Linked DNA regions of Homo sapiens: region 1 is linked to region 2. The links are chromatin loops, found by intact Hi-C in ENCODE. Cell type or tissue: gastrocnemius medialis. All regions are shown on one strand. Links, peaks and the distances in the headings refer to the core of each region. The heading gives the core; the rest is flanking DNA. Region 1 has its middle 34 kb from the start of GAGE1. Region 2 has its middle 58 kb from the start of PAGE1.

Evidence for each region. A loop is a pair of places that touch in the nucleus more often than their neighbours do. Peaks named below come from ENCODE experiments on the same cell type or tissue, not always from the same donor. Only the 100,000 strongest peaks of a DNase experiment are listed, where the experiment ranks them.
Region 1: a loop joins it to region 2, with 5 times the contacts of the local background. A loop is called at or near these places in 5 of 110 quality-filtered maps.

Annotation. Positions count from the first base shown.
Region 1 is chrX:49,626,965-49,638,563 of GRCh38, reverse strand. It overlaps the pseudogene VDAC1P2. Among named protein-coding and RNA genes, the nearest start is that of GAGE1, 34 kb to the right of the region's middle. In gastrocnemius medialis, for the core only: no CTCF peak of the experiment used is centred there; no DNase peak of the experiment used is centred there; H3K27ac peaks cover 1,006 bases.
Region 2 is chrX:49,748,069-49,759,667 of GRCh38, reverse strand. No RefSeq gene overlaps it. Among named protein-coding and RNA genes, the nearest start is that of PAGE1, 58 kb to the right of the region's middle. In gastrocnemius medialis, for the core only: a CTCF peak has its summit at 5,232 (motif pointing left); a DNase peak (open chromatin) is centred at 5,217.

The DNA of each region.
Region 1 (11,599 bases), core at 4,871-7,370, 120 kb after region 2:
GCCAGGCACAGTGGCTCACGCCTGTAATCTCAGCAGCTTGAGAGGCCAAGGTGGGTAGATCACGAGGTCAGGAGATCGAGACCATCCTGGCTAACATGGTGAAACCTCGTTTTACTAAAAATACAAAAAATTAACCAGGTGTGGTGGCATGCGCCTATAGTCCCAGCTACTTGGGAGGCTGAGGCAGGAGAATCGCTTGAACCTGGAAGGTGGAGGTAGCAGTGAGCCGAGATTGCACCACTGCACTCCAGCCTGGGTGACAGAGTGAGACTCCAAATGAGAGAGAGAGAGAGAAAGAGGAAGGAAGGAAGGAAGAGTAAGAGATAAGATGGGCATTTGGAGCTGGATCATTCACCATCAGCTGGCAATGAGGACCCCATCCTTGGTGGCAGATGGAGCACAGACAGCCCCTGGTACAAAATAGGGGTTTGGCTGTTAAAGCTTTCACTGTTTGTGAGTTGGGAGACTATACAGGTGGGAAAGAATGCATGATTGAACAAGATGTATCAGGCGTTAGAGATATATGGGGGAAACAGTAGATGAAAGGATCTAAGGATAAAAGCATTGGATGGCTATTACAAGTGCCACTGATGCTTTACAAAAAGATAATGTTATTCAGACAACTGGACTGTGACAAATGACTGAAAGCCAGATGTGAACACCAGAGGGCCTCCTTATTTGCATTCAGAATCCCAGCTCATGACCGGCAGCTCCAGGTGCATGATGTCTCAGTGCTCCATGGCCAAGCATTCCATCTCTACCACAGCCCAGTAACACATCAGGGCCATATATATATATATGAAACAATGTTCACCATTTTTATTTGTGAGATTCTGAGTCTCTTCTTTGTTACCAACTTAACCATTTCCAAGTCTATGGTCCAGTGGTGTTAACTCGATTCGCATTGCTGTGAAACAGATCTCCAGAACCTTTTCATCTTGCATAACTGAAATTCTTTTCTTTTCTTTTCTTTTTTCTTTTTTTTTGAGATGGGATCTCACTCTGTCGCCCAGGCTGGAGTGCAGTGGTATGATCTCGGCTCACTGCAACCTCCGCCTGCCTCCCAAACTTAAGTGATCCTCCTACCTCAGCCTCCCAAGTAGCTGGGACCACAGGACTGCGCCACCACACCCAGCTAATTTTTTGTATTTTTGATAGAGAAAAGGTTTTGACATATTGCCCAGATTGGTCTTGAACTCCCAGGCTCAAGCAATCCACTCGCTTCAGCCTCCCAAAGTATTGGGATTACAGGCGTGAGCCACTGCACCAGCTGCATAACTGAAATTCTACACTCATTAAACAACTCCCCATTCCCCACTCCCCTCAGCCCCTGGCATCCCCCATTTGGCTTTGTCGCTATGATTTTGACTACTCTAGGTACCTCACAATATGTGGAATTATATAGTATCTGTTCTTTTGTGACTGGCTTATTTCGCTTAGCATAATGTCCTCCACGTTCATCCATGTTGTAGCCTGTGTCAGGATTTGCCTGGGCCTTTTTTAAAAAAAACAATTCACACATTGTCTAGCTATGTTGCCCAGGCTAGAGTGCAGTGGAATGATCATGGCTCACTGCAACCTCGGCCTCCCAAAGTACTGGTATTACACGCATGAGCCACCATGCGCTGCCCAGGGCCAATTTTTTAAAAATGTATAATTCTCCACTGTACATGTCATAGGCCTGCTCCAGAACCTCAGAAGTCTAAGCTTGGATATGCCCACTGGGGCTTACTACAAATTCTATACCATCTTTTCCCACCACTGATACTTCCAACACTCTAGTGGTTGCCAGGTCACATGGCCCAAGCAGCAGAGCTGTTTGAACTGCATCCTGAACCTGCTATGAGGCCCTTTCCTGCTCTGGGTTCCATTCAAAACTGGTAGCCTTCTATATCATGTGGTATCAGCAATATTCCCAGGTGTCAAATATGCTGCCTGCAGAATCTGATGAAGCCCACCAGGCATTGTCCCTCCTTCATGGTGGGAGATGCAAGATGCAATCATCTGTCCTTTACTTTGTGGATTTTTTTGTTTTTTTTGGTTCTCATTTTGAGACAGAGTCTCACTCTGTTGCCCAGGCTGGAGTGCAGTGGTGCAATCTCAGCTCACTGCAACCTCTGCTTCCTGAATTCAAGCGATTCTCCTCCCTCAGCCTCCCAAGTAGCTGGGATTACAGGTCTGCACCACCACGCTCGGCTACGGGATTTCACCATGTTGGCCAGTCTGGTCTTGATCTCCTGACCTCAAGCGATCTGTCTCCTTTGGCCTTCCAAACTGCTGGGATTACAGGCATGAGTTACCGTGCCTGGCTTGTCCTTTACTTTGGAGGGAACGTTCTAGGACTGAACTCCAGACCACTGAACTCCTAACATTTGTAGGCACGTGGCAGTTTCCTGAATTTTCAGTGTTCATCTCCTACCCTCTGGAGCCCATGTCTCTTACCAAGTCCTTCATTGTGCTGGCCCCCTCTTACATAATGTAATCGATATCATGACTTGATGTGATGTTCTGTGGGGTATCCAGACTGTCCAGATTCCCTTTTACTAATTATGACAGAAGGCAGGAGAGTTAAAATACCTTTGGGACAAAACTATAAATGAATATTGTCTCCCATTTTGTGTGATTGTAAACTGTTTTTGATCTTATTTTCTGATAGGGATAGAAAAGCATGCATTCGACAAATTGAGGGCCACATACCATCGACCTGAGGCCAGGTTAAGCTTCTCTAGAAATGATACAACATCTGGCTGCCACTGGGGCTGCTGTTATTTGGTTGAACTGTGGCAGTCCTCTGTCAACCTTCAGGATCCAGCCAGTTTCTGAAGGAGCCAGACTGACAAATTAGATGGAGACACGATGAGACTCACCATCCCTGCATCTTCTAGATTCTTAAAGGTGGTGCTAATCTCAGCCATAACCCCAGGATCCAAAATTGCTTTTGATCCTCTGCTGAGTGGTGGGTAGTGTTATGGGTTGAATAGTGTTCCTCCACCCCACTGCAATTCAGATGTTGGAGTCCTAACCCCCACTACTTCAGAAAGTAATCTTATATGGAAATAAAGGCATTACAGATGTAAATTAGTTAAGTTAGGATGAGATCATACTAAAGCAGGTGGGCCCCTAATCCAATATGACTGATGTTCTTAAAGGGAAATTTGGGCACAGACACACAGACACATAGACACACACACACACACACACACACACACACACACGCCACGTGAAGATGAAGGCAGAAATTGGAGTGATGCTTTTACAAGCCAAGGAAAGCCAAAGATTGGCAGCAAACCGCCAGAAGCTAGGGAAGAGGCAAGGAACAGATTCTCCCTCATAGCCCTCAGAAGGAATCAACCCTGACAACACCTTGATTTTGGACTTCTGGCCTCCAGAACTGTAAGATGATGAACTTCTGTTATTTAAGCCACCCAGTTTGTAATACTTTGTTATGGCAGCCCCAGAAAACCAACACAGGCAGTTCCAGAGGTTTCCACTTAGCCTTCCCCACATCCAGCTCTTACCCCACAGGCCAAGAAACAAATGTAGGAGTTACGCTAACTACCAATTATGTCAATCCCAATTATACATTCAAAGACCAGTAAAATGACAACCAGCTGGGGCCTTGGCCCCATTGCCCCAGTGTAAGCACCATAAAGTCCCACTATAAGGTGGACTTGGGCCAGGACTCTACTTATTATCTGGCTTTTGTACACGCCACTCTAACAGAGGGGCCACAATGACACTTTGCGTCTCTAGATATCAGTGTCAACTCAGACCCTGTGTCCAACAGTCCTTGAAAAGTCTGGATATTTTTCTTTTCCTAGTGCAGTTGTCTAAGACCAGCTCCAATGGCAAGGGTTATGATTCATCCCACTAGTTGCCCTCATTAAGTTAACCTGAAAGAACAGCAGCCCACCAGAATTTTAGAGGAATAGACCATGCAAACATAAACCCGTACCACCCAGGGCCCCTTCAAGTTCTTTCAGGGACTGCCTCAGCTTCAGAGAGCTGCCTGGGCTGAGGTCACATACTTCCTAGGATGGCCCACAAGCAGTGACTCAGTGAGGCCACGGGGGAATACAGGGCCGGCCATCTTGGCCCAACACAAGACACTCAGGTGAACAGTACTCACTGCAATGGACTGAATGTTTGTTCCCCTACACTCCCCACTCCACCGAAATTCACTTGTGGAAACCCTAATCCCAATGTGATAGTGTTAGGAGGTGTGGCCTCTGAGAGGTCATGAGGTCATGAGGACTCTGCTAATAGGATTAGTGCCTGCCAATAGGATTAGAGCCAGAGAACTAGCTAGCTCTCTTTCCACCATGCAGGGACACAACATGAAGTAGGCATGTCTGCAACCGGAAGAGGGCCCTCACCAGAACCCAGCCATACTACCACCCTGATTTTGGACTTCCAGCCTCCAGAACAGGGAGAAATAAATACTTTGTGTTTGAGCCTCCCAGTCTATAGTTAATGTGTTCCAGTAGCCCAAGCTAAGACACTTACTCCAGAACTCCTGTCCAGATTAGCTGGCCAGGGCTTTGTTGGGCTCTCCATTGTAGTTCCGTTTGTTCCTCTGCCCAGTTATACTTCTGTCCCCTCCCTTTTACAGGGCTGATGCTTACTAAAGGTCTTGTCAGGCTCAGTGGCTCACACTTGTAATCCCAGAGCTTTGGGAGGCCAAGGTGGAAGGATCGCCTGAGGCCAGGAGTTCAAGACCAGCTTGGGCAACATAGAGAGACACCCATCTCTGCAAAAAAAAAAAAAAAAATTAATTAGCCATCATGTCATTGCACTCCTGCCTGGATAACAGAGCAAGGCCCTGTCTCAAAAAAGAAAAAAAAAAATTAGCCAGCTGTGGTGGTGCACACCTATAGTCCCAGCTACTTGGGGGCTGAAGCAGGGGGACCACTTGAGCCCAGGAGTTGGAGGCTGCAGTAAGCCAAGATTGTGCCACTGCACTTTGACCTGGGCAACATAGCGAGACCCTGTCTCTAAATAAATAAGCAAAGTCTTGCCAACAAACCTCATCTCAGCAACAGTTGCCAGAGAATGCACCTTGTGATATATGTTCACTCCATATTTGTATCAGGGCCACGCTTGTGACATTTTGAAAAGTGTACTTCAACAGATATCACAGGCAGCATAGAAATGTTGCAAGGGCCCGCTGTAGCCACCTCTGAGCCCGCCGCCACCGTCTCTGAGCAGAAGATGGCTGTGCCACCCACGTATGCCGATCTTGGCAAATCTGCCAGGGATGTCTTCACCAAGGACTATGGATTTGGCTTAATAAAGCTTGATTTGAAAACAAAATCTGAGAATGGATTGGAATTTACAAGCTCAGGCTCAGCCAACACTGAGACCACCAAAGTGACAGGCAGTCTGGAAACCAAGTACAGATGGACTGAGTATGGCCTGACGTTTACGGAGAAATGGAACACCGACAATACACTAGGCACCGAGATTACAGTGGAAGATCAGCTTGCATGTGGACTGAAGCTGACCTTCGATTCATCCTTCTCACCTAACACTGGGGGGGAAAAATGCTAAAATCAAGACAGGGTACAAGCAGGAGCACATTAACTTGGACTGCGACATAGATTTTGACATTGCTGGGCCTTCCATCCGGGGTGCTCTGGTGCTGGGTTACAAGGGCTGGCTGGCCGGCTACCAGATGAATTTTGAGACTGCAAAGTCCAGAGTGACCCAGAGCAACTTTGCAGTTGGCTACGAGACTGATGAATTCTGGCTTCACACTAATGTGAATGACGGGACAGAGTTTGGCAGCCTCATTTACCAGAAAGTGAACAAGAAGTTGGAGACCGCTGTCAATCTTGCCTGGACAGCAGGAAACAGTAACACGCGCTTTGGAATAGCAGCCAAGTATCAGATTGACCCTGACGCCTGCTTCTCAGCTAAAGTGAACAACTCCAGCCTGATAGGTTTAGGATACACTCAGACTCTAAAGCCAGGTATCAAACTGACACTGTCAGCTCTTCTGGATGGGAAGAACGTCAATGCTGGTGGCCACAAGCTTGGTCTAGGACTGGAATTTCAAGCATAAATGAATACTGTACAATTGTTTAATTTTAAACTATTTTGCAGCATAGCTACTTTCAGAATTTAGTGTATCTTTTAATGTTGTATGTCTTGGATGCAAGTATTGCTAAATATGTTAGCCCTCCAGGTTAAAGTTGATTCAGCTTTAAGATGTTACCCTTCCGGAGGTACAGAAGAAACCCATTTCCAAAAAAAGTCCTTTCAGTGGTAGACTCGGGGGGAACTTGGTGGCCACTTTGAGATGCCAGGTTTCTTTTTTATCTAGAAATGGCTGCAAGTGGAAGCTGATAATATGTAGGCACTTTGTAAATTCATATTGAGTAAATGAATGAAATTTTGATTTCCTGAGAATTGAACCTTGGTTTCCTAACCCTAATTGAGGAGAGGCTCGCTTCTTGATGTTGTGTACAAACTCACCTGAATGGGACTTTTTTAGACAGATCTCCATGACCTGTTCCCACCCCAGTTCATCATCACCTCTTTTACACCAAAAGGTCTGCAGGGTGGGGTCACTGTTTCTTTTGTGCCATTTTGGGGTGGAGAAGGTGGATGTGATGAAGCCAATAATTCAGGACTTATTCCTTCTTGTGTTGTGTTTGTTTTTTTTTTTTGCCCTTGCACCAGAGTATGAAATAGATTCCAGGAGCTCCATCTATAAGCATGGAAGTGTCTGTGTGATTGTAATCATATGGTTACAACACTCAGAATCTAAATTGGACTTCTGTTGTGTTCTCACCACTCGATTTGTTTTTTAGCAGTTTAATGGGTACATTTTAGAGTCTTCCATTTTGTGTGGAATTAGATCCTCCCCTTCAAATGCTGTAATTAACATCACTTAAAAAAAACTTGAATAAAATATTGAAACCTCAAAAAAAAATGTTACAAGGGCAAGCGCCTGGATAGGACAGAGAATCAGTTATTTATTAAGAGCTGTGTGACATGGACACAGGGAGGGGAACATCACACACCGGAGCCTGTCAGAGGGTGGGGGGCAAGGGGAGGGAGAGCATTAGGACAAATACCTAATGCATGCGGGGCTTAAAACCTAGATGACAGGTTGATAGGTGCAGCAAACCATCATGGCACATGTATACCTATGTAACAAACCTGCAAGTTCTGCACATGTATCCCAGAACTTAAAGTAATTAAAAAAAAAAGACCTGTGTGAGGTTAATTGATATCTTTACTATTATCTCAACAAAACTGCTATGTTCTGGGTACCCTGCCTTGGGAACACGTTGAGACTCTCTAACAGAGAAAGGGCAGTGCATACTCTAAAAGATGTAAAGGAAAGGGAACGTTCTCAGTAACACTGTAAACAGGGTGAGTTTCTTCAGGGTTTTCCCTTTTTCCTTTTGGCATCCCCTTTGCACTCTCTTCCTTCTCCTCTATTATCCATGCCAACTGCACTGTGCCCTGGGTCTCCAGAAAATCTCCGGGACCTTTTCCTCCATCCCCTTCCCCTGTCCACCAAAAGGGACCTATGCTTCATTACCCCTCTGGTAATGTCTCATTCCCTTAGACACTTGCTAAGTGACTCATTCATCTGGTCAATCAGGCTATTAATAGCTGCTAATAGCACTGTGAACAGTCCCATTTCTATGCTTTTTCCAGGAGAGGAGTATAATGTGGGGTTTTAGAGCCGTAGTAGGGCCAATAGGACAGACAGCTGCAAGTAGAAGCAGCCACAAATCATGACTTCTCAACAACCACTTTGATATGAAAAGACAGAGTTCAGAGTAGGATCCTAGGAAAGGGATAGTGACAAGTATGGCCTTCAGCAGCCAGAAACAAGTGGCCCGGACTACTCCAGGGACTGGAGAAGTGAAGGGACCAGGGAGAAGAGTGAGACTGCTCCAGCCACCTTCTTGTGAGTTCTGACTTGTATTCAGAGGCAATTCCCAACAAAAAACTGATTTAAAAACAGTCCGAGTTGTTTGCTAACAGTTTGCTGCCCTTGTCCTGGAGAAATCTGGCTTCAGGTAAATGTCAAAATCCTGATTAAAAGAAACAGGAAGCATTCAGAACTCTTGACAAAAAGAAAATAAAATTGAATAATGAAGGCTGTGCACATGGAGCCCTTCCTCTGTGATAAGACTGACACAGCCAGGAAACTGTATTCAAAGTTGTCTGGAAGAATACTTTTCCCTGTGGGTTATGGTTTTGATTAAGAGTTAGGTTCATTTGCGTATGCTTGTATTTACTTTTGGGGGTTGCTTTTTTCCTCCCATTTACATTTACTTTTTTTTTTTCACTAGGTGGCTTTTTCTCATTTTCCTATACATCACAAGAGGAAATGCTGGAAACATACACTGCGAACAGAAGAATTTTTAATTGCCTTTAGATAAAGATTTATGTTGTGCAGATTGCTGAGCCAGGCAAGGTGGCTCACGCCTGTAATCCCAGCACTTTGGGAGGCCGAGGTGGGTGGATCACCTGAGGTCAGGAGTTCAAGACCAGCCTGGCCAACATGAAGAAACTCCGTCTCTACTAAAAATACAAAAATTAGCCTGGTGTGGTGGTGCATGCCTGTAATCCCAGCTACTCGGGAGGCTGAGGCAGGAGAATCGCTTGAACCTGGGAGGCAGAGGTTACAGTGAGTGGAGATTGTGCCACTGCACTCCAGCCTGGGCAACAGAGCAAGACTGCATCTCAAAAAAAAAATACTAGATTGCTGTACCATCTCAAGATATTAAACCTGGCTCCAGGTCCTTAATGTACTTCTGGAATTAACAGCAGAAAGAAAACCCAAGAAGAACAAAGCTGGAGGCATCACGCTACCTGACTTCAAACTATACTACAAGGCTACAGTAACCAAAACAGTATGGTACTGGTACCAAAACAGATATATAGACCAATGGAACAGAACGGAGGCCTCAGAAATAACACCACACAGCTACAACCATCTGATCTTTGACAAACCTGACACACACAAGCAATGGGGAAAATATTCCCTATTTAATAAATGGTGTTCAGAAAACTGGCTAGCCATTTGCAGAAAACTGAAACTGGACTCTTTCCTTACACCTTTTACAAAACTGAGCTCAAGATGGATCAAAAACTTAAACATAAGACCTAGGACCATAAAAGTCCTAGAAGAAAACCTGGGCAATACCATTTAGGACATAGGCATGGGCAAAGACTTCATGTCTAAAACACCAAAAGCAATTGCAACAAAAGCCAAAATTGACAAATGGGATCTAAGTAAACTAAAGAGCTTCTGCACAGCAAAAGAAACTATCATCAGAGTGAACAGGCGACCTCCAGAATGGGAGAAAATTTTTGCAATCTATCCATCTGACAAAGGGCTAATATCCAGAATCTACAAAGAACTTAAACAAATTTACAAGAAAAAAACAAACAACCCCATCAAAAAATGGGCAAAGGATATGAGCAGACACTTCTCAAAAGAAGACATTTATGCAGCTAGCAGACATATGAAAAAATGCTCATCATCACTGGTCATTAGAGAAATGCAAATCAAAACCACAATGAGATCTCACGCCAGTTAGAATGGCTATCATTGAAAAGTCAGGAAACAACAGATGCTGGAGAGGTTGTGGAAAAATAGGAATGCTTTTACACTGTTGGTGGGAGTGTAAATTAGTTCAACCATTGTGGAAGATAGTGTGGCAATTCCTCAAGGATCTAGAACTGGAAATACCATTTGACCCAGCAATCCCATTACTGGGCATATACCCAAAGGATTATAAATCATTCTACAATAAAGACACATGCACATGTATGTTTATTGCGGCACTATTCACAATAGCAAAGACTTGGAACCAACCCAAATGTCCATCAATGATAGACTGGATTAAGAAAATGTGGCACATATACACCATGGAATACTATGCAGCCATAAAAAAGGATGAGTTCATGTGCTTTGTAGGGACATGGATGAAGCTGGAAACCATCATTCTCAGCAAACTATCACAAGATCAGAAAACCAAACACCGCATGTTGTCACTCATAAGTGGGAGTTGAACAATGACAACACATGGACACAGAGAAGGGAACATCTCACACTGGGGCCTGTTGGGGGGTAGGGGGCTAGGGGAGGGATAACATTAGGAGAAATACCTAATGTAGGTGACAGGTTGATGGGTGCAGCAAACCACCAGGGCACATGTATACCTATGTAACAAAACTGCACGTTCTGCACATGTAACCCAGAACTTAAAGCATAATTTAAAAAATAAATAAATAAATAACATCACAAAGCCACTTTTGATTGAAAAATCAAAATCAAAAAAAGAAAAAAGAAAACCCACATGGAAAAATATTTCATCACAGAAGTACCAGCTGCTGGAGACTGGGCTCGTCTAAGGGACCCCTGCTCTGTGGTCCTGGGGTGAGGGGCCCTCCACCAGGGCAGGAATTCTGCTTAATAAAATTTTTTCTTTGAAGTTTCCCTAAATCCCAAATCCGACGATGCAATTTTAGCAATGGAACAAATGAATTAATAAATGAATACACTGCAAGAATGACTGACTGGAGGCAGGGTGCCTGCTGGGCTTGTGACTTGAGTTTAGGGATGAATGGGCACCACAAGACTGCAGGAGCATACATGAAGTCAACCCCCATCACCCGTGCACTAAGAGGCAGAACGCTGTTACAAGCCAGTGATCTCCGTGAATTCTACTACAGGATTTACTATCTTTGGCCCCTTTGACAAATGTCAGTCTCGAGGCACCGAGACAGGATTCGAATCTCTCTTCTCATCCCAAAATTCCCAGGAACCGCAGCCCGGAACTCTGGCCAAGCAACCATTGCGCCTGCGCCGAACCAGCGGCCAATTGGAGGTCGGCGCGCGACCGAGTTGAGGTGCGGGAGTTTGCCCCTTTTGCGCGCAGAAAAAGCTTAGGAGAAATGAAAGCTCGCGTTGACCAGTCAGATCCGAGAACGAGCCTTGCAGCCCGCTCCCTTCTGCTTGGATCCAATCACGTGCCCCTGCAAGCGCAAGCCACAGTTTCAAAGTCAAAAAGCCAAAGAAGGCGGTGCCCAAGGAGCTGGGACTGGACCCGAGGAGAGGTGGAGGCCTGTCATGCTAGCTGGTGCCTGCCTGGGATGGGAAACGAGAGGGTGGGTGTGAGCTACGGACAGTCAAGGTAGCGTGATTCCTGCCTTCTTCAGAGTCTTGGGCTGCAACCACTTGCATGGGGTGGAAGCGGCCCTTCGAGTCCCCCCAACACACACAATGGTTTGATCCAAGCCCCCTACCCAGTGGTGCCTCCCAGAGCTGACTGTTCTGTCTCTGCCTACCGCAGTGGTATCGCCTGGCAGGATGTTTCCATCCTTGATTTGTTGTCCCCTCCTTCCGTAGGCCCCCTAGTGGTGCGATCAAGGAAGCTTCTGTGCAAATGCCTTGCAAACCGTTCCTTCTCCACCTCCCTACTCCCCAGTGGACCATTCCATCCCCACCTCCCGTTATTTCATACTCATGACCCCAGAGGGATCGCCCGTCCCAGGTCCTGACCCTGAAGATCATGCAGAGAGCAAAGGCCAAGGCGTTTATTCACCTGCCTCAAAGCCCCCA
Region 2 (11,599 bases), core at 4,049-6,548:
CCCCCTTGCTGTTCTCTTGATAGTGAGTTCTCATGAGATCTGATGGTTTAAAAGCGTGTAGTGCTTCCCCCTTCGCTCTCTGTTCCTCCTGCTCTGCCATGTGAAGAAGGTGCTTGCTTCTCCTTCAACTTCTGCCATGATTGTAAGCTTCCTGAGGCCTTCCCAGCCATGCTTCCTGTCCAGCCTGTGGAACTGTGAGTTCATTAAACCTCTTTTCTTCATAAATTACCCAGTCTCAGGTAGTTCTTTATAGCAGTGTGGGAACAGACTAATACAGGTGCTTTTGGCTTCAGGTTTCAGAAACCTGGCTCAATTCGTCTGAAACCAAATAGGAAAAAAAGAAGGGATAGGAAAGAGAAAATAATTAATTGAGAAAACACAATACAAATCAAGAAGGGAAGGAGAAAGAAAAAGAAAGGAGAGAGAAAGACAGAGAAGGGTTTAGAGAGGTTTATTTTCAGTAGCCATTAGTTTTGGGATGCTTCCCAGAGACTTCTCTGCCCAAATTTTCTTCCTGGGTTTCTAAGATTATTCTTCTTATGTTTTTAGTATAAACTGCTTCAAACTCTTTTGGTAATAGGCAGGCACTAAATAAAACAATACTACCTTGCCTTATAGGCTTGTTGTTATCTCTGCTCTCTAGGAGTATAAATCTCATGGAGAAGACTGTGCAAAAAAAATTTTTTTTTTTGAGACAGAGTTTCACTCTTGTTGCCCAGGCTGGAGTGCAATGGTGCAATCTTGGCTCACTGCAACCTCCACCTCCTGGGTTCAAGCGATTCTCCTGCTTCAGCCTCCCAAGTAGCTAGGACTATAGGCATGCACCACCATGCCCGGCTAATTTTTATTTTTAGTAGAGACAGGGTTTCGCCATTTTGCATAGACTGGTCTCAAACTCCTGCTTCAGCCTCCCGAGTAGCTGGGATTACAGGCGCCCGCCACCACACCCAGCTAATTTTTTTTGTATTTTTAGTAGAGACAGGGTTTCATCATGTTGGCCAGGCTGGTATCGAACTCCTGACCTCAGGTGAGCCGCCCGCCTCAGCCTCCCAAAGTGTTGGGATTACAGGCGTGAGCCACTGCGGCTGGCACAAAATATTTTAACAATGTAACATTTCTGCCCAGTCAATGGGATCATTCGGAAAGGCATTTTGCTTCTTTTTTCTTTTTTAAGCAACAGGGTCTTGCTCTGTCATCCAGGCTGGAGCACAGTGGTACGATCATAGCTCACTACAGCCTCAACCTCTTGGGCTCAAGGGATTCTCTCACCTCAGCCTCCCAAGTAGCTGGGACTACAGGCACATGCCACCAAGCCCAGCTAATTTTTCTATTTTTTGTAGAGATTGGATCTCACTATACTGTCCAGACTGGTCTCAAACTCTTGGCCTCAAGCCATCCTCCTACCTTGGCCTCCCAGAGTGCTGGAATTGCAGGTGTGAGCCACCTCGCCCAGGATAGAATGGCATTTTGAGTAGGCCAATATGTGCAGACATATGCCCTAAAAGGTTTGGTTTCATTGAAGTAATACAGCAGGAAGCCAGGAACCAAAGCCTTGAATCAGAGATGAGATTCCATCTCTGGGCCTTTCATAACCATGCATGGCTCCAAATTCCCCATCACCAAAACAGAAAATTAAAGCAGAATGTACTCTCCAGGTGGCCCTCTAAGTAGGAAATAAAATCTTATCACCCTACTTATGATTATAGAATCAAAGATTGGATGGGTCTTTAGGAAAGATGAACTTATTTTCCAGATATGCAGACAGGGACCCTGAAACTCAGCGAGGGCAGCAGACCGGCTGGGTTCCAACAGGGTTGAACCTACTTTCTAGCCTTGTATTCTACTGTGATATAATACAGACTGATGAATTTGTTTCTCTTTGTCTCTTTCTGACCATCAAAGCAACTGATTTCTACATGAGAGAAGAATATACATGCTGAGAGAAGAGGATCACCTGGAGATATGTACCAATTCTGTGTCCCAGTGAGAAATTTACAAGTATCTGTATAGCTCTTAATGTAGAGATTGGTACTTATCTAACAATGGAAGTTCAAGTTTCTAACTGCTTTCCTTTTGGCCTAATTTGATAAGGATCAGATTAGCAAATCAGAGCAAAGGTGAGATGGGGATGTAAATATTCATTGGCTTCTGACATTTCTAAGCAAGAAAGCCAAGGACTTCTACCAAGCCTGGAGATTGTTTCTCTTAAGATGCCGGGAGGGTATGCTAGTCCAGGCTCCAAGAAACACTGACCCATGTGCCATTTTGAAAAGCCCATCAGATCCACACAATCACAGTAAGAGAAGAACGTTTATTTCTATCCCCTTTGGCTACTGCCTCATTTCCATTCAACCTAGAAAGAGGTAAAAAAAAAAAAAAAAAAAAAAAAAAAATCGGCTATGCTGTGATCTCACTGCGTTGAGTATGGTAGCTTTCACAGGAGTCTTTACCTTATTAAGATGGGTCGGGTAAGGATTGAAATTATCCCAGCTTTCCTCTCTATCACACATTCAATTCAACACTGTGATGAGTTTTCATAAAGGTTTTATAATTCTCAGTGGTATGGTGAATAGCCTTTGGCCTTTAAATCAAATGACAGAAAAAAGTTTCTTCAGGCAGAAAAAATGAAGATTCTATTTCTGTTCCTAGATTTAGTTATCAGTCACCTGGTTTCACATTAAACTTTGATGATAAGTTATTCAATAGCCATGATATCAGAAGTTCTGCTGGCCAGAACAAACTGCCAGTAACTACTCGCATGACTGAGAAAGCACTGCTTCTCATTTCCCCTTTCTTTTGCCCAGGAGATTGTGGTTGTGATCTCCCAGTCCTGCTGGCTCCAATGCCTGCCTGCCTGCCGTTTTTCTTCCTTCCTTCCTAACCAAGTTCTATCTTCCTAATAAGAATACACTAGCATTCCATTAAGAGAGCCAGACAGAGAGAGAGTGAGAGGTAGAGAGAGAAAGAGAGAGGAAGGTTACCAGATTAAAGTTTTTATCAGACGATATCTCCCAAGCAACCTAAAGCTTTTAGTCTGTCAGTCCCTTCCTCACATCTCCAAAGGGCCAGGAGGGAAGGAAGCCCTTCCTACAGCATATTGTGGAACTGGCCCAGCCCAATGCACTTTTAATTCCTCAGGAATAGCATCACTGTCCCCGTTGTTTCCCTGGGAGGTCATTCTACTGCCTATAGCTTCCACTCTACTATGGAATTAATTGTTTCTCCACCAAATTCATAAGTTGAAACCCTAATCCCCAATACGACTGTATTTGGAGATAGGGTTTACAAGGAGGTAATTAAGGTTAAATGAAGTCATACAGTTATTTAACCTCAATTAAATCAGGGCAGGTCCTTAAAAGAAGAGATAACAGAGCTCTTCTTCTTGCTCTTCTTCTTTCTTTTTCCTTTTCTTATTTTTCTTTTTTCTTTCTTTTTTTGTTTTTTTCATTCTTTTTCTTCTTTGCTCACAAAGAAGAGACTATATGAGGACACAGCAAGAAAGCAGCCATCTGTGAGCCAAGATTGGAACCCTCACCAGAACCAAATCAGCCAGCACCTTGATCTTGGACTTCCAGCCTCCAGAACATGAGAGGATAAATGTCTGTTGTTTAAGCCACCTAGTCTGTGATATTTTGTTATGGAAGCCTGAGCAAACTAAGACACACTTCAATTCCTTTCTGCCCATTTCCTTCTCTGTAGTGCCTTCTTACTGCCTGCAAATTACTCTTTGGGGACTTACAGTCCTGAAGCAGAGGCACATTCCCACTTCTCCTAAACAGCAGCTTCCCTGAGCTACACATATTAAATTCTTTTAAGCTCACCTCATTTTTTCAATGATTTTTAAGGCTCTTCTCCATACTTTGTCCAATTTCAAGTAGTACATTACTTATATGGATGACAAATTTCAACTCCATAAACCATCTTGCATGAACAACTACAAGATATAAAAACTCAAACACTCACTGTATCCTCCAGTATGAGTGCATTTGTGCATATGTGCACATAACGCTGGTTTGTTATATATATTTCATGAGTGTCTTAGTCTGTTTTCTGCTGCTATAACAGAATACCACAGACTAGGTAATTTATAAAGAATAGAAGTTTATTTTGCTTATGGTTCCAGAGGCTGGGAAGTCCAAGAGGCTGGTGCTAGCATCTGGTGAAGGCCTTCATGCTTTGTTATCCCACAGCAGAAGGCAGAGGTGAAACCAGTGCTCAAGGCAGAGGGAGGCACCAGGGGCTGAACTCACTTTATAACAACCCACTGTCATAATAACTGACCTGCTTCCATGATAATGACATTAATCTAGTCATGAGAGCAGAGCCAATCACCTCTTATCAGGTCCCAACTCCCAACACTCCTGCATTGGGAATTAAGTTTCCAACACATGAATTTTGAGGGGGACACATTCAAACCATAGCAAAGGGTAAAGGTAAAACATTATGGCCATTTAGGTTTCCTTGATTCTACCCAATTATAAATACCAAGAGAAACCTGAGTTCCACTTCCCCAATCTCATCCAAATATTTCTCTTCAATGAGATTTTGAAAACCTATCCAGGGATTGGTTAAAGATGGCAAAATATAAAAGAAATCAACTTCCTGCATATTTCCAATGGTGAATTTGTTCCATTAAAAGGCGTCAAATGGGAGCATGTACAGGATGATTATTTCTCAGAGTCCTGTGGGAGAAAGCAAGCTGGGGATTCTGTTCATGTTTCCTGCATTTGGACAGAGGCCCTGCTGGTAAGTTCCTCTGCAAGAGATGAACAGAATCCAGTGTTATCTAAATGTCAGACGGGATCATTCTAGAGAGTAGCCCCTTAAACTCTCTAAGAAGAGGAGGTTAAATTCTCTGTCAAAACTTCCATACATTCCACTCCCTCTTCCTCAAAGGAAACCTCAGAGCTGAGGTACCAAAGTGACAGCAAACAAACAGAAGGCCATAAATGCTACCTGCTTCTGTAGCACTGCAGTTTGTGCATAGACAATGAGCCACAATAACACTGACAGCAGCCCAGCTCTCTCCTTGTTCATTTTGGATGCAGGCCCTCATAGGCATAAATCGCTGTTACATAGGTCCACTGTGCATTTTAGCAATTTTAGGTGTTAGATATTTCAAGTGATTTTATGCCAGTGACAAGGGGTGGGGTAAGCAACTGTCTATGGAATAGAGGTTGTGAAGAGGCGGCCACTTCAGGTTCCCCCTGGTGCACAGACACCCAGAGCCCTGTAGGCGGAGACACAGAGCTGTCCATCTGAGCAAGCAGCGCTTTGTTCTTATTTGTCTTCCCCACAAAATACGTACACTTAGCATTGCGACTTTTCCTTTCCATTTGCATCTGTGAATCCTAGGGAGAAATCATAAATATCTGCATGTATCTATCCATGCATTTAAATAAATGAAAGTTGGCAGTGGCTTTCTTTTTTCCATTTCAATTGATAGGCACAATGCATAAAAAGGGAATTAGTGTTGATCTTATTTTATCAAAGCAATTTCAAGAAATCTTTTAGTCAAAGAAGAAAATCAGCTATTTCTTAACACTGTGTTAAGTGGTAATTCATGCACCTGCGGAAATACAATGACCACACCTGCCATTGTGCTTTGGGCCAGACCTTGCTTGGAGAACATTTAAAGGGCAGTGTGTTTATTCTACCTGCATATGAGGAGGCACACAGATGCCCGCATGTAACACATCACAGTCAGAAATTCTATCACATGCAACCTGGGCATGGGATGGGACCATCTATGTACAGGTGCCAGCTCTGCCTGGAGCCAGGTAGAGAGACCAGATGGCTGCTGGGAGGGTTCCTGCCTCTCCTGATGCTCTGGACACACCAGATGGGAAAATACTAGCAAATACGCATGCCGTTTTCTCTGGACATGTTGATGCCTGAATAAATGTCCTCCTTTTAAGCAGCGTACTAGTTTCCTGTGGCTACCGTAACAAATTACCACAAACTTGATAGATTAAAACAACCAAAATTTATTTTCTCATAGCTCTGGGGGCCAGACGTCCAAAATCAAGGTGTCAGCAGGGCCATGCTCCCTCTGAAATCTCTAGGAGAGAATCCCTCCTTGCCCCATTCAGCTTATGGTGGCCCCAGACATTCCTCGGTTTCTGGTAACCTAACTCCAGTCTCTGCCTCTATCTTCACACAGCCTTCTCTACTGTGTCTCTGTGTCTCAATCTTCCCTCTCCTTTCTCTCATACAGACACCAATCATTAGATTTACGGCCCACTCTCAATCCAGAATAACCTCATCTTAACTTAGTTACCTCTGCAAAGACCCTGTGTCCACATAAAGTGACATTCATAGGTACTGGGGGCCAGAACTTGGACATATATTTTGGGGGGACACAATTCAACCCACTACAGGCAGCATATCCAAGATGTCTTGTGGCACACTGACTTGTTACAAATTGCAGCCATCCCCAAATCATTTTCCTTTTCTTTTCTTCATACCCCAGGAACTAGAACTACAAATAGAAACTTCAGTGAAAACATGGCGTGCTCACAGGTTTTGACTTAGAAGCAGGGAGGAAAGGCATTTATAAGACCCTGCAATCTGGACACTATGCTAGCCTGGAAACTCCACACTTGTTCTCTTCCAATCCTGTAAAATAAGGATTGCTGTCACCAGACTGCAGATGAGGTTACTGTGGCCCAGAGTAACCCACCCAAGGTCTCCCAGCAATCTCTGGGCAGGCCCAGGTGTGGAGACTGTGTCTATCTGACTACACAGCCTCATGCACTGTGTGTATGAGATTGTAGGGACAGAGTCAGAATATATGGCTACAACATGGCAGCATTTGGAGAGCTCTTGGGAGGGCCCAGACCATTCCCCCGACTAAGCTGCCTTACCAGCTTGTTAGTGCCTGTTTTTCCTTCACAGGGAACAGCCCCTTCCATTTTATAAATACACGTAAGGATGTAACCCAGAGAGGAGTAGTACCTTCTCTGAAATACATACCAAAAGTAGACCAGGTCCTTTTCAGAGGCAGATTTGATCAGAAGAAGAAAACATAGAAGACAGCAAGGGCTGCTAGCAGACCCCCCTGAGAAAGAGGTTGAAGGCATCTAAAGATAGAAAATTGTGCAGTCCACTATCTTAGCTCCAGCAGCAGTAACAAATTTTCAGAGACTGGGTGGCTTAAATAACAAACATTTATTTATCAGTTCTGGAAGACCAAGATCTAAGTGCCAACTTACTTGGTTACTGGTGAGGGCTCTCTTCCTGGTTTGCAGATGGTCATCTTCTTTTATCCTCATATGGTGCAGAGAGGAAGCCAGTTCTCTCGTGTCTGTTCTTTTTCTTTTTGAGAATATGCTATTTTAAAATTTTTATGGGTACATAATAGTTGTACATATTTATGGAATACATGTGTTACAAGTATATAATGTGTAATGATCAAATCAGTGTAATTGGGATATTCATCACCTTAAACATTTATCATTTATTTGTGTTGAGAACATTCCAAATCCACTTCTATAATTATTTTGAAGTATACGATAAATTACTGTTAACTATAGTTGCCCTATTGTGCTACCAGATCAGTAGATCTTATTCCTACTATCTAACTGTATTTTCGTATCAATTTTTTAAACGGGCACTTATCCCATCATGAGGGCTCCATTGTCATGACCTAATTACTTCCCAAAGGCCCCACCTCCTAATACCATCACATTGGGGATTAGGGTTTCAACATATAAATTCTGGAGAGACACAAACATTCCATCCATTGCAGTATGCCTGGAGCAGCCAGCTTCCTCTGTCTGATCAATTCTGTGTGGGTATCTGACAGCTAGGTGATTCTGGATCAATCAGGCACCTCTATTTGTCTCAGGTTCCTATCTGTAACACAGAGCGAGAATAAACATTCCCACCTATCGAGGATCTGGAATGGCTTCCCTGGAACTCCTTGATGCTGGCTTGGGCAATGTTTTACATGGAAACAAACACAAGTCACATACTTTGATCCAGGAGACAAATTGAAATTAGGCCATCAAAATAAAACCAGAAGGGAATCTTCTGAAAAAGAAATTAAATGAATAAATATTTTCTCTAAATAGAAAAGTAATGAGCACGGTGTATAGAGAAAACCATGCCAATTCTAAGAAATAAGTTAATATATTCTTTAGACAGAACCAGGAAATCAGAGAAATATAAAGTCCCAGCGCAAAAACGTGCAAGATAATTTGATAAACCATTCCCTGACAAGAAAGTAACTACACTTAGAACAGCAAGAAGAAATCTAAGGGAATGGAGCAAAAGCAAACAGGCTAAAACAAAGCAAGAGGGATTGTGGTGAGATACATGGAAGAACTTCCAGACCGTTATAGGAATGAGGACTAAGCTCTGTTTTTGTTTTTGTTTTTGTTTTAATCTTGCCCAAATTCCTTTCTAAGGGGTCTGGGGAGTCATGCCCTACAAACCATAAATTCTCTCATCAGATGGGTTTTATTTAACCATGTATATCATGGCTTACTTTTCAATCTGATTCTGACATAACAAGGGAAAAAGTCAAAATGTTTTACCCCAAAATATATTTCCTTGCCATACCTTGGAATTGCCCTGCAAAGTCTCTTGTAGGAAAAATCCGCCTTCTATAGAGAATCCCTTTCCCCCTTTGTTTTCCTTCCTTCCTTTCCAGATCCAGGAGATAATCAACTAAGAGCCAAGCACCCTTTTAAGTCCGATAAGAAACACTTTACAACTTGCTCTCTCTGAAGTCTACTATCTGAGAGCTTCCTCTGCACAATAAAACTTGGTCTCCACAATCCTTTACCTTACCCTGAACATTTCCTTTGATCCTGGGTCTTCAGATAAACTCAGCTAATTGTCAACCAGAAAATGTTTACATTTACGTATAGCCTGGAAGCCTTCCCCATTTTGAGTTGTCCTGCCTTTCTGAATGAAACCAATGTATTTCTTAAATGTATTTGATTGATGTCTCATGCCTCCCTAAAATACATAAAACCAAGCTGTACCCTGACCACCTTGGGCACATGTTCTCAAGACCTTCTGAGGGCTGTGTCACGGGCCATGGTCACTCATATTTGGCTCAGAATAAATCTCTTACAATATTTTAAAGAGTTTGACTCTTTTCGTCAACAGGTATAAACTGTTGATCCAAGGAGGTATGGAATCTATTACCCACAGATATTCAGAAAAATGATACATATTTCTATTTAGTTTCCTAACTGCACAATAGAGGGAGTTTTCTGATACTCGGAAACTTGTAAGAGAAAAAAAAATAACTTTTTAATGTACATTTGATCCCCCAAAAAATGTTTTTCATGGTTTTATATAATAATGACTACTATTTTCCTAGTGTTACAGTAATAAGTATATTATGATGATGATTATCATTCCATAGAAAGATTTACTAATATTTTTAGAACATCTCTTGGGTGCCACATACTTTTCACATGTGAACACACATAACCCACCTGTAAGGAATAAGGAACCTGAGATGCAGTGCATTCGAGTAATCTTTCTATATCATGTGGCTAATCGGTGATATGACAGGAATTCAAAGCAAGTTTGACTGATTTCAAAGCCCAAATTCTTACCACTACACTGAACTGCCTGAAATGTACATGGTTTACATTTACAGGTTATGCTCTCTCAAGCATTCTCTAAGCTCCTGAAAGGCAGAGGCTCTGTATTTGGCCTCTGTCTTTCCCACATCTGCCCCTCCTCATCTAATCAGCCAGCCGATCTTGTTTCTCCTCCTTCTAAATATGTTTTGAAGGCATTAATTTCTCTACCTCATCAACTCTATTACCTTCCAGCCAGCCACCACCGTCCTTTATAAGAAGCATGAAGACCACTAACTACCTTGCTCTGCCTCCAGGCTTGCCTTTTCATAGTCAACTTTTTGTAGCTAGAGACAGCTTTCTAAAATGCAAATCTGATCAGGTTGTGCTCTTCCCTACAACTCTTCAATGGTTTCACATTGCCTCCTGCAATGGACTGCATGCTTGCATCCCCTCAAGTTCCTATGTTGAAATCCTAAACCCGCATGTGATGGTATTAGGAGGTAAGGCCTTTGGGAGGGGATTAGGTGATGAGAATGGTGCCCTCATGGATGGGATTAATGTCCTTATAAAAGGGACCCCAGAGAGCTCTCTCATGCCCTTTCCACCATGTAAGGATGCAAAAAGAAGTCAGCAGTCTGCAATCGGAAAAAGGTCCTCAGCAAAACCATGCTGACACCCTGATTTCAGATTTCCAGTCTCCAGAGCTGTAAGAAAAAAATTATGTTGTTTAAAAGCCACCCACGCTATGATATTTTGTTATAACAGCCCAAGGTGACTAAGACACCTCCCAATGCTCTCTACACTCATAATACAGTTCCCAACTTTTGCTCTGCTGTCCTGCCAGGAAGGACATTGCCCACCAGCTTCACCAGGCTAACTCCTACCTGTTGTATGCAGTTCCCCCAGTTTCAGTTTAGATGCCACCTTCTCCTCCTCCTTGATTGCCTATGGCTGCCCTTGAGACTCCTTCTGTATACTCCTATGGCACCCTATGCAGGTCCCTTATAGTGCTCACCAAACTGTGTCACATATATGGCTGTTGATTTGTTTCCTCCATGACAGGACTAAAGCTATTCAAAAGCAGTGACTGTGACCTTTTCATAAATGACTTCCCAGCAATTCAAAAGTCAAGTTCCCAATAACTGTATGAATGAAAAAAAATGTATGGTAAGGTCTGGACTCAAAATCAGTGCTTAATAACTGCTCCCTGGCTAAATAAATGCATAGGAGAGACTGTGCAGGACCTGCTCCAGATTAACTGACCTGCAACACAAGGATTCTCTTCTCTCTAGGCACTCAAACTTGACTTCAGACAGCAGAGTGGAAGGCCTTACTAGGGCTTCCAGAAATAGAGGATGGGAAATGTTACTCCTTTGAAAGCAGGAAAAGAATGATCTGTGGTTGCTAGGTCGTTCTTCCTGTTCTTGTGTCCCAAACTGCTTTTCTTGAATAATTCAGGCTTTTTGTTAGTCACCATAAACAAATGTGACAACAGATTAATTTTGATTTGAGGTTATGAAACAAAGCAAGGGGGTATTGGTACATAATGTCCACTTTGATGTCACAGCCCAAGGATAAGGAGGATAATTTAATTTGTTTTCTCTGGACGTTCAGCTCCCCCAAGGGAAGAAATATTCAACCTTAGGGCATCTTCTCCATCAGTTGTTTTTCTCTGGCTCTTCCTGTTCCCTGAGTGGAGAGGGGAGGTGAGCATTTGTCCTTTAAAGACTGTTAGATAATGTTGTTGGGAATGTAAGAGAGTTGGCAGAGAGGGACAGAGGACAAGCAGTGCTTTTAAAGGGAAAAAAACCATATGTTCCACTTTGATTTCATAAGTGTCTCAGGATGTGTCTTTAAGAAAAGGAAAGAAATGGCAATTTATATGGTCATTTAGATACTGCAATTGCCTGTCTTTGTGTGTGTAAAGAGGTTCTGTGGAGGCAGATGACTGGGAGTTCAGCATAGCTGTCCACATGCCCCCTCTAAAGAAATTTGTATGTTCGTTGGTCTGATCCTGACCCTCAGTGGTTCCCTGTGTCGCGCTCCTTAAC